2 separate regions of the Homo sapiens genome follow, and region 2 is linked to region 1. The links are chromatin contacts, found by Hi-C or POLR2A ChIA-PET in ENCODE. All regions are on one chromosome and are shown on one strand. The core of a region is the stretch at or near the end of the contact, and the rest is flanking DNA. Distances in the headings are between cores, read along the strand shown. Region 1 holds the start of KRT5 (keratin 5). Region 2 holds the start of KRT6B (keratin 6B).

Evidence for each region. Hi-C counts contacts between places; a loop is a spot of excess contacts on that map. ChIA-PET counts read pairs that join two places held with the same protein, here RNA polymerase II (POLR2A). Pooled maps may share reads with other maps.
Region 2: a map of mammary epithelial cell shows a loop between it and region 1 (4-fold over the local background). The contact joins the promoter of KRT6B here to the promoter of KRT5 in region 1. A Hi-C loop is called at or near these places in 4 of 168 maps with a recorded cell type or tissue (MCF 10A, PC-9 and mammary epithelial cell) and 2 of 50 pooled maps. POLR2A ChIA-PET finds 5 or more read pairs at or near these places in 1 of 52 experiments (MCF 10A).

What each region holds. Positions count from the first base shown.
Region 1 is chr12:52,519,144-52,522,699 of GRCh38, forward strand. It overlaps KRT5 (keratin 5), which reads right to left and starts at 1,251. Exons shown (of 9, transcript NM_000424.4): 1 at 599-1,251; 2 at 1-17. The coding sequence starts at 1,153. RefSeq lists enhancers at 1-338, 3,158-3,556.
Region 2 is chr12:52,450,318-52,453,766 of GRCh38, forward strand. KRT6B (keratin 6B) reads right to left here and starts at 1,829. Exons shown (of 9, transcript NM_005555.4): 1 at 1,222-1,829; 2 at 89-303. The coding sequence starts at 1,761.

The sequences.
Region 1 (3,556 bases), core at 1-2,500:
TGCTCCAGGAACCGCACCTGGAGGGGAGCAGGGTTTGAAGATAGAGAAACTTGGATTTCATGTTCTATGATCAACTCACTAAGGTGCCTCCCACCTCTTTCCGTCCCTCTAAAGCTTTTCTGTGCACTGTGCCTGGCCCTGGGCCCCAGGAGGGGAGGTGCAGACTGAGGCACCCAAACTCACTTTTCCAGGGGGAGATAGGACACCTATCCAGGGCACAGAAAGCACTAGGAGTGCTGCTTGGAGTGTGTCCCGGCTCAGGGGTGGCTGCAAAGGCACTCAGGCTGCTGCCCATGCACTTGTCTACCTTCCTGTACAGTCAGCCCCTTTATATATGGCATGAAATTCATCTCTCTGTCCAACAGTTGTTAAGAGGCCCTTGTGAGCTAACCTCTGAATGGGAAGAAATAATTCTCCCTTCCCAGCTGCCAGTCTAATTCAGAACGTGTCCACAAATCCAGGGCACAGAAACAAACGGAAACACAGAACTGTACAACTATAAAAGTATTTGCACAAAGCCAAAACATCTTCCTTCTTTCTCTCTCTTTGGCATTTATTTCAGACCCACAGTGATTTTTTACAAAAGATCGTAGCTCACCTTGTCGATGAAGGAGGCAAACTTATTGTTGAGGGTCTTGATCTGCTCGCGCTCCTCGGTCCTCACCCTCTGGATGCTGGGGTCGATTTGCAGGTTGAGGGGAGTCAGGAGACTCTGGTTGACAGTGACCTCTTGGATACCTCCAGGAGGGCAGACAGGAAAGCCAGGGCCACCGAAGCCACCTCCAAAGCCAGCTCCGCCACCGAGCCCAAAGCCACCACCAGCTCCACCGCCGAAACCAAATCCACTACCGGCACCACCTCCAAAGCCATAGCCGCCTCCAGCACCAGCACCAAACCGGTTCCTGAAGCTGCCACCACTAGTGCTGATGGATATCCTCTTGGAGCCCCCCAGGTTGTAGAGGCTCCGGCTGCCATAGCCACCCACTCCACAAGCACCCGCAAGGCTGACCCTGCCGAAGCCACCACCACCGCCACCCCCGGACCGGGACACGGAGGTGAAGCTGGTGCGGGAGACAGACGGGGTGATGGCAGAGGCGGTGCTGAAGCTACGACTGCCCCCGCTCCGGAAGGACACACTTGACTGGCGAGACATGGTGGCTTGTTCCTGGTGGAGCAAGAGAACCAGGCACTAGTGGGTTGGGAGGTGCTGGAGAGAACAGAGCTCAGCAGGACGCAGAAGGTGGCTCTGTTACCCAGGAACGGTGATGCCCCCTTTTTATCCCTTCCAGAACTGGGCTGGGCGAGAGAGCTGTCGAGCTGTGAATGATTAAGTGGGCTGGGCATGCCTGGGGGGCAGCTGTGAGCTCACCGGTCACACCTGCACAGTGGTGTGGGGTGCAAACGCTTTCTTCCTGGCAGGCTCTGCTCAGTTAGAAATAACCTTGCCTTGCAGCACTGATCTCTTGGCAGCAAGTTGGTGACGCTGCTAGCAAGTATGTCTTCACCATAGAGGCTGGGGGCTGTGAGCAGCCCAAAAAGGATGCCAGGAACTGAGGGGGCATTGGCATGGCCAGTGTCCTGGGGACTCTTACAGGACCAGGAGTATTGACAACCATCCCAGTACGGTACATGCTGAGCACCTGCCCTTCCAGCTTGGGGAAGCTGTCCATCAGCGGGGGGCAAACGATTCCCCAGTGATCTGCTCTTACACTTTTCCAGGCAGCAGGTTGCTGCAGGGTTTTCCCCTCTGGGAAAGGCAATCTGTAGCCTTATATTCTTGGTTATGTGCTAGAGGGAAAATAGAGTTTCATCCTTTTCTGCACAATTTTTTTCTTAGGGAAGGCACAGCTATCCCAGAGCCCACTGGGCAGATCTGCCTGCAAGGTTTAGGCCAGAGAATGTGGGAAGCCCTCAGCGCCCCCTATAAACCACTTTGACCTCTTTAAGGCCAGGTTTATCCTTCCATAGCTCCTCCTAACTCAGCATTTTTTCTGCCCTTTGACCTTTTCCTTGCTCTTTGGCCTGGGCAGGACTCTGTGGGGGGTTTAGGAAACCCGGGGATCCCATGCAATCCCTTAAAAAAAAACCCTGAGACTCATGGGCTATAGCGTCTCTCTTTGGGGGTAGCTACTCTGCCGGTTCCCCAGCCCCCCAGGTGTGTTCCAGCAAGCTCTATTCCACTAGGGAAGAAATGAGTCATCGTATGTGTTGATACAGGCTGAAGGCCGCCACAAACACATACCTGCAGGAGCTTCTAATCTCATCAGGAACATGTTGAGAGTCTGACGGCCTGTTATAACGGCGAACCACCCTGTTCCAAGCAGCGGGACTTGCTCTGCTTTCTCTATGCTGTAGCCCACAGCCTCCTTCAGGGCCAAGGCAATGGAAAACGGGATTCTAAGTCTATGGATTGTCCTGCCAGAAAGGCTAGCCAGAGCAGGCCTGTGGGCCCAGGCAGCTGGCATGACAATCTGCCAGCTGCTTTAGGGAGGGCCCTTTGAGATCCCCTCTGCAAAACTTGTCTGGGGGGTTGTGGCACCAGGTGGAGGAAAGGGGGTTTCTGATGAGGTTTTAACACACGTCTGTTCTAAACCACACCCACTCTTTTTGGCAGCAGATCTGAGTGGGGCCACCTCTCTGCCGTCCCCCAAATAGAAGCAGGGCTCTCAGGCAGGACAGTGCTTGGGCTGTTCAGAGTTTCGGGGGCGCCCTGTGGCCCGAGGCTGGAGGTAGGAATGCAATGGGGATGGCTTCAAAGCCTCAGGGAGGAGGGGCTATATTCTCAAGAGTAGAAGAACAGGACCAGACCCAGGCTCAGGAATCTCTCACCAGGGCCTGCGGTTGGCCACAAGGAAGCCAAGGCAGTGGGAAAATGACTCCCTGGTGCTGAGGATCAGCTGAAACAGTGACTTCTCACCAGAGGGCTGCGATGAGCAAGCAGCTGACAGGTCAATCTCGGCAGACAGACCAATGGCCGGAGCCGGTCTTACAGGTCTTGAGCAAAATGGTTTGGGTGGCCTCCCTGGCTGGAGCATTTCTGAGACCCTCAGAGATGAATTGTGCTGAGCTCACCATTTTCACATTTGGTTGCTTTCTGGAGAACAGATGTGAGTGTCCTGGAGGCCTGAGACATACCAGGGGACCCTCGGCTCCTGATAGAACAGAACAGATCCAAGCCTGAAGCAAGTGTCTGAGGACTCGTAGTGGGATGCTCCTGCTCCACTCAAAGATCGATATCGGGGTATATCCCCACCACCACATACACTCACAGGTCCCGGGTACAGACCTCACTGCCCTCAGGGAAGCCCCACCCCTCCTGAGACACTGGGACATTCTCTTCTCCCCATTCATTCTCCTCCCAGCTGTGTTGTGAAGAAAGAGGACTTGGCAGAGCAGGAATGCGTTCTGGCTAGTCTGAGGATTGCTAGAGTGTGCCAAGCTCAGATCCATGTGCCAGGGACCAACGGTGAGTGTGTGGTGCTCCATGGGAGCAGGGAGCATGTGGGTGCTCCATGGGAGAAGCAGCAGCACTCTTCTATCCGAGCTTCGTGGGAAT
Region 2 (3,449 bases), core at 579-3,078, 68 kb before region 1:
GGACATGGGTTGTTAGGAATCCTACACACATCTGGCCCTGGTCACCCAATAGTCTTGAAGTGTGTGCTGCAGGAAATGGAGTCCTCACTTGTTCTTGAGGTCCTCCACCAGGTCCTGCATGTTTCTCAGCTCCGAGTCCAGACGACCCCGTTCCCCCACGATGTTGTCCAGCTGCCTCCTGAGGTTGTTGATGTACTGCTCGAACAACGGCTCCAGGTTCTGCCTCACAGTCTTGGTGCCCTGCTCCTGCAGCAGGGTCCACTTGGTGTCCAGAACCTTGTTCTGCTGCTCTAGGAACCGCACCTGGAGGGGAAGCAAAATGGTCATTTTCCAGGAAAAGGAAGGCAGAGAAAGTGTCTGGTATCCAGTTTCCTGGAGGTCTGGGAGGTCCCCATGGTGCTGGGCTACTACAGTGCATGTAGAGAGGCTCAGGCTGAGCTCTGCTCCCCCAACTCCTTCTCCTTTGCACCCCACCAGTCTCACTAGAGAAATTGTCCCACGGACCACTGAGGTGTTCTCGCACTGTAAGCTATTGATCATCAGTGAGTTTCAACATTTCTTCTTTTCTTTTTCCAAGCACAATCACAAATCTAGTTTAAAAATACTAATTACCTGATATATTGTACACAGTTTTTTTTACCGAGAGGATCTTAGTTAGGAGGGATATTAGATGTTGACTCATGATTACATTTCAGTCTACTTTCCCATTTAGTGTCTCCTCTCAAATATTCTGATGTTATGGTCATTCTCTGTTTTTAAAATTAATTAGCATTTATCCATGTTTTACAGTTGTTTCTATGTCCCTTTTTTTCTTAATCCAGCCAGATTATCTTTTCCTTTTCTTTCTAAATCTTTTTCCTCTTACCCAGACCCCAGAGTGTAATTTACCAGCCCATATACTCCTGGCATTTGCTTTGTAATCTCTTAAACACTTCAGAGGGGAGAATTAACCTACTCCACTCTCTGATGGCCTCATCTGTGCTTCAGGGTTATGAAAAGTTATGGCTCTCCCTAGGCAGGAGTGAGGGCCACTCCAGATATCCCATGGGGGAGTGATGCCCATCTGTGCTGCCTCCTGTGCACCGAGAGCCACCTGCACTCTCTGCAGAGCTGGGCTGAGTCCCCTTCTCCCTCCCTCCTAGGGTCTCTCCGGCAGGAAGGTGTTGCTCTTCTGGTCTGGGGACCCTGAAGTGCCCGATGGAGGGCATGGCACTGGCTCACCTTGTCGATGAAGGAGGCAAACTTGTTGTTGAGGGTCTTGATCTGCTCACGCTCCTCGGCCCGCACCCGCTGGATGGCGGGGTCAATTTGCAGGTTGAGGGGAGTCAGGAGACTCTGGTTGACAGTGACCTCTTGGATGCCTCCAGGGGGGCACACAGGGAAGCCAGGGCCCCCAAAGCCACCAGCAAGGCCGGCTCCACCACCCAGACCAAAGCCAATGCCGGCTCCACCACCGAAACCAAATCCACTCCCGGCGCCACCAAAGCCATAGCTGCCTCCGGCTCTGCTGCCATAGCCGCCACTGATGGCACAGCTGCCCCCTCCAATGGAGATCCTCTTGGAGCCCCCCAGGCCATACAGACTGCGGCTGCCAAAGCCAGCTCCTCCACATGCGCCACCCAGGCCACCACTGCCCCTGGAGCGGGACACGGAGATGCTGCTGAAGCCAGAGCGGCTGACCCCAGGGAGCCTGGCTGAGTTGGCACTGAAACCCCGGCGGCTGCTGCTGTGGCTCCTGATGGTGGTGGATGTGCTGGCCATGGTTCCAGGAGATGAGAGGGCTTAGGAGAGTGTGAGAGGCTGGAGGCGAGAGGGAGGAGAAGCAGGACGAGGAATCGGACTCCAGTAGCAGCTTATATATGGAGAGCATGGGCTGGGCCCAGTCCTGGAAGGTGAGCTTGCAGGTTGGGAAGGGCTGGGCTTTACAAATAGTGAGATCACACCTGCATTATTACAAAAGTTATGAAATACCGAGATTGCATTTTTCGCTTCCTTTAGTCAGGCAAAATGTTCCTGCCTCCAGCTTTGACTTGAGATCTCAGCACAATAAGAGTATTCTCAATTCATGAAGTTGGAATTAGTCACTGTCTTCAGCAAAGGTTCTGCATGCTAGGCTGTTTATCGACATGCCCTGAGTGCCCTCCTCTTCCCAGTCTGACTTTCTTCCAGCCTTGCTGTTGGAGATCACAGGCACTGTATTGTGAATTCCTTAACAGAAATATTACAATTTCCCCATAATTGTTTCACCTTTTAGGTGCAATTTTAAACAGGTAGAGAAGCAGAACACTGCAATGGGCCTGTATATACCTGTCACCTGCTTCCATGATGATCATCTCATGGCCAGCCTGATTTCTTTCATACTTCAACCCTATTTCCTCTTCCATTCTAGATTGTTTGAAAGGAAATTCCAGAAGTCATATTATGTCTTCAATCAATAATTCAATATTAATATCTAAATAATAGGTCCTTTAAAAAATCAAAACACTATTTTTATATCTTAAAAATTTACATACTAATTAAAATGAACAAGTGTCTATTTAGTCTTCAAGCAGTCCTATTTTTGATATATATTTCTTATATTTTGGTGTCCCAATCAGAGTCAAAATAAGCTCTATAAACGTTGTATTTGAGTGATATATCCTTTAAATCATTGAAATTTAAAAATCTCCCTTCATTTCTTACTTTTATTTGTTAAATAAAACAGGTTAACTGTTCATTGTACTTTTTCATTCTTGGGATTTTTCTAATTGCATACCCCTATTGTTTCCTTTAATATGAGACTCTAACCTTCATATTTCATATTAAAATTAGAAGCTTATTAAGATTCTGTCTATATTTAAACATTCTAGAAGTAAATGTAGTAGATTGCCCATTTAAATTTTGAATAGTACTATTTGCACAATTATTTACATGTTTACAAATTGAATACATGATACATGTTTTAAAAAATTTTTTGTAAAACATGCTAAACAACAAAATAATATAGCTCAAGGCCATTCCCCAGTTACCCAATTCCTATCTATGGAGGAAGTAATGTTAGCAGTTCCTTGTGTATCCTTGTATCTTTACTTGGATATTTTCCTGTGCTTTTCCTGGGCCATGGGTGACATGTCTGTGCATATGTGTTTGTGTCAACGTGTGTTTGTATGGGTGAGGAAGAGGTGGAGGGAGTTGGCATATATAGAGAGGGAGCCTGCATTGTAGAAAGGTATATAAATAAATACATGAATGTTTTGTGTGTATGTGTTTGAGTGTGTTTTATGTATATAAAATATTTCATGTATTCATATGTACAAAACATAAAAATATTGTCTTTTTCAATTGTGATTGTGTTGTGTCTGCTTTGTCTCCCACATCTATGTTTTCTGATTCTCTTTTTAACAGTCTCTAGTCTCTTTTTCATAGCTGTTTGCTTTTCCCAGTTATTCGAGGACATTTCTCCCAAATGT